Regions from separate parts of the Homo sapiens genome. Here region 2 is linked to region 1. Evidence: chromatin loops called from intact Hi-C (ENCODE). Cell type or tissue: heart right ventricle. All regions are shown on one strand. Links, peaks and the distances in the headings refer to the core of each region. The heading gives the core; the rest is flanking DNA.

Evidence for each region. A loop is a pair of places that touch in the nucleus more often than their neighbours do. Peaks named below come from ENCODE experiments on the same cell type or tissue, not always from the same donor. Only the 100,000 strongest peaks of a DNase experiment are listed, where the experiment ranks them.
Region 2: a loop joins it to region 1, with 4 times the contacts of the local background. A loop is called at or near these places in 9 of 110 quality-filtered maps.

The regions. Positions count from the first base shown.
Region 1 is chr6:136,840,992-136,843,908 of GRCh38, reverse strand. All of the region lies in intron 3 of PEX7 (peroxisomal biogenesis factor 7), which reads right to left. Among named protein-coding and RNA genes, the nearest start is that of PEX7, 20 kb to the right of the region's middle. In heart right ventricle, for the core only: no CTCF peak of the experiment used is centred there; no DNase peak of the experiment used is centred there; H3K27ac peaks cover 798 bases.
Region 2 is chr6:136,961,250-136,964,166 of GRCh38, reverse strand. No RefSeq gene overlaps it. Among named protein-coding and RNA genes, the nearest start is that of NHEG1, 31 kb to the left of the region's middle. In heart right ventricle, for the core only: no CTCF peak of the experiment used is centred there; a DNase peak (open chromatin) is centred at 1,326; H3K27ac peaks cover 1,625 bases.

The DNA of each region.
Region 1 (2,917 bases), core at 103-2,602:
CTTAAATTGTGTACCTAGAGTGAGTGCCTCACACATTCTACCCTAGTCCTGGCCCTGCCTCTGCCCATATTCACGCAAAAGACAGAAGAGTAGTTGGAACACTAAAGGAAGCACAATCCAGCAACAGACAGCAGCTATAAAAGGAATAGAAGGGCCAGTGAAAACCAAAGAGCTGCTGTGGCCATCTGTTAGTTATGGATAGAAAAAAGGCTGGTTTGGAAGCAATCACTGAAGATCTTGAGAGCTAAAGAGTTTGATTTTATCCTCTAAATTTCGCCTACAAAGGACCATATAGTAAATGGTAAGTTTCTTCAAAAAAGGTACATTTCTTCTATAAAGGGCCATATGGTAAATACTTTAGATTTTACAGGCTATTTGGTCACTGTCACAACTACTAAACCCAGCTCTTATAGCACACACCAAGCAGCCATAGTCAATACCGAATGAATGCGCATGGCTTGATTCCAAAAAAACTTTATTTGTAAATCTAACTGCAGGCCAGATTTGGTCCTGGTCCACATGACGTAGTTTGCCAACCCCTGCTCTAGGCTGATGTAAACAGTCAAAAATAAAAATAGCAAACCTTTATTGAACACTCTGAGTGTCAGATCCTGTTCATAAGCACTTTATGTATTTTATTTCATTTAATCTTCATTTATATGAAGTAGATACTATATCAAGGCCCAGAGAGGTTAAGTAACTTGTCCAGAGTCCCAAAGCTAGTAAGGTGCAGATATGAAATCTGAACGTGGGCAGCCTAATTGCAGAGTCCACTTTTAATCGCAATGTGAGGCTATCTGTACAGCATGCTACTTGAGGGCACTGTTGAATCAGAACTTCTTGGCTACCTTAAGCCATGATATCAAGGAACTAAAGCTCTACCCCTGCTGGTTTCACCCTTTACTGGAGCTACATTTGGGCCTAGATTGATTCCACTGTGTTTTCATGAATTACCTATACACAGATCTTAAAGCCCCTCTCCACTTGTGAATTTCCATTTATCCATCAAGACGTGCCCCATTACATCCCTTACGAAATAAGCCTCCCCTGATAAGTCCTTCAATGAGTCATATGCTGCCTTCAACAGCAGCTCACACCTACTTCTAACTCAGCATTTACCATATTTTATTTACTAAAAAGAATGTTACATAACTCACATACCTGCTAGATTTTGGAGACTCCTAATGAGCAAAACATCTTGTACATCTATGTTCATCACAGTAAAATAGGCACTCAAACATTGGTTAAAATAATTTAACCAATTAAATTTTTCTTTACAACCTGAATCACTGCTAGGTAGGTACAGAGAACTACTAAGTAAATACTCATCATCAGCTCAGACTCCACTGCCTCCACACATTTCCAGTGTGATGCAGCAGGTGACACCTTATGACTACTCACCTTCTAAAACTGCAGGAGCCTCCACCGGCTCAAGAGAATCCAGCCTGAATCAACATCAAAGATAGAAGGTAAGAAAACCATGCTGATGGCATTGTTGCTGTCAGCTGTCTTCTGTTGCACAACCAAGTAGCAAGCATTAGGTCTCTATGACAGAGCTAAAGATAGGACACACATGGTGGTGAAGTTAAAAATGGGATCATAAAGAAGGAAATAGGCTGAGTGTGGTGGCTCACGCCTGTAATCCCAGCACTTTGGGAGGCCAAGGCGGGCAGGTCACTTGAGGCCAGGAGTTCAAGACCAGCCTGGCCAACATGGTGAAACCCCGTCTCTACTAAACATATAAAATTTAGCCAGGTGTGATGGCAGGCACCTGCAGTCTCAGCTACTCAGGAGGCTGAGGCAGGAGAATCGCTCCCAGGAGGTGGAGGTTGTAGTGAGCCAAGATTGTGCCACTGCACTTTAAGCTGGGTGACAGAGTGAGAACCTGTCTCAAAAAAAAAAAAAAGAAAAAGAAAAGAAAGGCAACTCAATACTATGTTTAAAATATTAGGACATGGGAAAGGAACTAACAGATCAGGAGACTGTGTGGGTTTTTTTTTTTAATTTAAAAAAAGAGTAATTACACCAGGCACGGTGGCTCATGCCTGTAATCCCAGCACTTTGGGAGGCCGAGGCAGGAGGACCGCTTGAGGCCACGAGTTCGAGACCAGCCTGGAAAATATGGCGAGACCCCCGTCTCTATAAAAAATTTTAAAAATTAGCCAGGTGTGGTGACCTATAACAGTAGTCCCAGCTACCCAGGAGGCTGGGGTGGGAGGATGGCTTGAGCCCACAAGGTCAAGGTCAAGACAGCAGTGAGCAGTGATCACGCCACTGCATTCCAGCCTGGGTAGCAGAGAAAGACCTTGTCTCAAAAACAAAACAAAACAAACTATAAACATAAGTACAAAAGGGGTGCTTGGATGGAAATTCAGCTTCGTGCTCAGAAGAGAAAGACTGAGGCAGGGCCCTGAGGGCTGGCTAAAATGTCAATAGGCAAAAAGCAGAGGTGAAACAGTAACCAGAAAACTTCCTCAAACACATAAATGGGAATATACAGCACCCTAGGGATCGGGGGTAGTGAACACTGCAAGATAACACCAAGGTTTTGTGCCTGAGGACTGTCAGTGATGGCAGCATTAACAAAAGTGAAAGACTGGAGGAAGGAAAATAATGTAATTTTATATATACTGAGTTTGAGGTGACAGCAAGACAGGGTTTGGGCATTAACCTCAAGCTCTGAAAAAAGTTCACAGCCAGAGAGATGTTTGAGAAACAGCTGAAAAGGGAAGAATGAATTCCATTATCCCAACTTCAATCAATTCACTCATCTATTCAACAAATATTTATTGAGCACCTACTATGTACTAGGCACGGGGGGAAAGGAGGTTACAATTTTAGATAAGACCAGCCCCCATGGATCTTATATTTTAGCAGCAGCAAACATGCTATAAATAAATGTATAATTTCAAGTTGC
Region 2 (2,917 bases), core at 253-2,752, 120 kb before region 1:
ATCTGAGAACCTGGGGACCAAGGCTATTATTGCCTTCACTTTACTGAGTTAAGTGGGTGACAGCAGGCAAGTTAAGTGGGTGGCACCCAGTCCTCTGAGCTTTGATTTTCTCACTTCTTATTAAATAAAGAAAAGATTATCAAAGTCTCTGCCATCTCCCAGATTCTATGTCTTGGAATTTGCTTTTTTTTTAAGCTATATTATAGATTATAGAAGTTTGTAGGGTTTTATTTATATTGTTGCTTTGGCTAACTATTTGGAAGCTTATTAGTAATTATTTCTGATATTTTGAACAGAAGCAAGCTCTCAATTATAATATTGTTTTGATGGAAAAATATAATCTATTTAACTATAAAACCTTGTCACATCACAGTATCCAAGAAGAAATATTTGCACCATCAGATGAAGCCTGCTATATTCAGTTTTAAATGAACACATTCAATCTTTTGGCAGGATGGATGGATGGATGGATGGATGGCTGGATGGATGGATGGATGGACACACAGATATCTGAATGAATACATGTTCTTGCTGTTTGATCTTAGGTATAATTCACAGGTGACACTGAGGAAATTAAGTGGCAGGTGTATGTCATTCAGCAATTAGGAACGGTTGGACATTGTCCCTATTCTAATAATAGGCCTATGGATGGTCTGCAGCTTGAGTCCACATCAGCAGCACACTCTATTTGTCAGCTTCCCAAAGGACATTCTGGCATTTTCATTAGACTCTGCTTTCTTTCTATTAACACATCTGAACAGAATGTGCCCTTGCAAAGGGAGGCCAGTGACAGCATTTAAGTCTGTAATGTCAAAGAAAATCTCCAGTGGTAGATACACTTCCCTGGTCTCTTTTCCCTTAAGGATTATGAGATTTATATACCTAACGAGTCAGAGTGTGTTTTCTTTCTATGCAGTATCCCATATCCAAATAAATAATGAAATAAATACATAAGCACAAACACCACATGCACCTTTTGCCATTTACTGAGTCAGTAAGATTTTGACATTAGTAAGAGCAGCAATGAATTATGAATGTTTCTAAGAGAAATTTTTAATCCAGGAGGACTTTTTAAAAGGCACTTTTCGATTCTGGCCTAATAGATTAGTATAATCAAATAGCTGTTGTTTAAATTATTTAGTTATTCCCAACTAATATATAAAGCCCAACTGACAAAAACCAATTCTAAAATCCAGGCTGAAAAACTCCACTGTCTACGCTTCCTCATACTCCCCATTCAGTGGAAGATCTACACTGTCAACACCACATTGTGATTGTTGCTTTAGCTGCCACTTCCTGCAGCTGCCATCTGGCTGATTAGAAGTGGGGAAGGCCTATGGTGACAAGCCCTCGGGGCATTTTTCCAACCCTTTAGGAAACAGAAGGAAACGCTTGGGACTCTAATTACAGACTAATAAATAGTTCAAGCAGCCTTAAAAAGAAGAGGTTGTGGGTCCGAAAGGAGTTGATCCCTTCATCTACCATATTCCACACTCTCTCTTAGTGCCCCTTTTTCATTTTAGAAGATTCCCTATTCTTTTCTTTTTTGTCTTTCCTTTCTTTGTTTTTTTTAAGATGGAGTCTCACTCTGTCCCCCAGGCTGGAGTAGAGTGGCACAATTTCAGCTCACTGCAACCTCCACCTCCCAGGTTCAAGCAATTCTCCTGCCTCAGCCTCCTGAGAAGCTGGGATTACAGGCGTGTGCTACCATGCCCGGGTAATTTTTGTATTTTTAGTAGAGATGGGGTTTCACCATGATGGCCAGGAGGGTCTCAAACCCCTGACCTCAGGTGATCTGCCTGCCTCAGCCTCCCAAAGTGCTGGGGTTATAGGCGTGAGCCACTGCACCCGGCCCTTTCTTTCTTTCTTTCTTTTAGTTACAAATCTGAATGGCCAACCCATGGCCCCACTGTTAGAACCTAAGCATTTCTGCTCTGCATCACGCCTATGACCCTACCCAATGATTCATTTATGAGTGTCTATTATGCACCAGGTGTGGAACTAAATGATGGGAATTCAAAGACAAAGTAAAATCTTGCCTTGAAAGTACTTAAAACATAATCGATCCAATACCCTTCACTATCTTTATTTATCTGCATCTCTCTCTCTCTCTCTCTCTCTCTGCCACTGTTTATTTTGGCTCCATGTAGCCCAGAAGTTAAGAATACAGGCTCTGCGCTCAAATGGGACTCGAATCTCAGTTCCACCTTCCATCCCCACACGTCCAGAGTTCTTGTCCTGTTCATATGTTCAGTAACTTACTCATGGTCACACAGCTTTTAAGAGGTGGAACCAGAAAGGGACAGAGCCATGATCCAAAGCCAAGCAGTCTGACTTCTGATTCCATGCACCAAACTACAGTGCTTGTTAAAAACTGGGGAAAATATTTCAATATCTGTATCAGACGAACGGTTAATATTAAAACCTTTTCTGCTTTTCCAAAATACACACATGCTATTTTTCACTTAAAAATGTATAATGTAAAGTTCCTTCCAGGTTCTTACTATACTTTTTTTTTTTTTTAAGATAGTCCCACCCAGGCTGCAGTGCAGCAGCGCAATCTTGGCTCACTGCCACCTTCACCTCCCAGATTCAAGCAATTCTCATGCCTCAGCCTCCCAAGTAGCTGGGATTACAGACATGCACCACCACACCTGGCTAATTTTTGTATTTTTAGTAGAGACAGGTTTTGCCATGTTGGCCAGGCTGGTCTCGAACTCCTGGCCCCAAGTGATCCTCCTGCCTCGGCCTCCCAAAGTGCTGGGATTACAGGTGTGAGCCACTGCACCCAGCCTTAATATACATTTATATAATTATTTTAATAATTTAAAAATCCTATATACATGTAATCCATATAGTCCAGCTATACATATATGTATAGCATACATATACGTATATCTACAAATATATATGTATT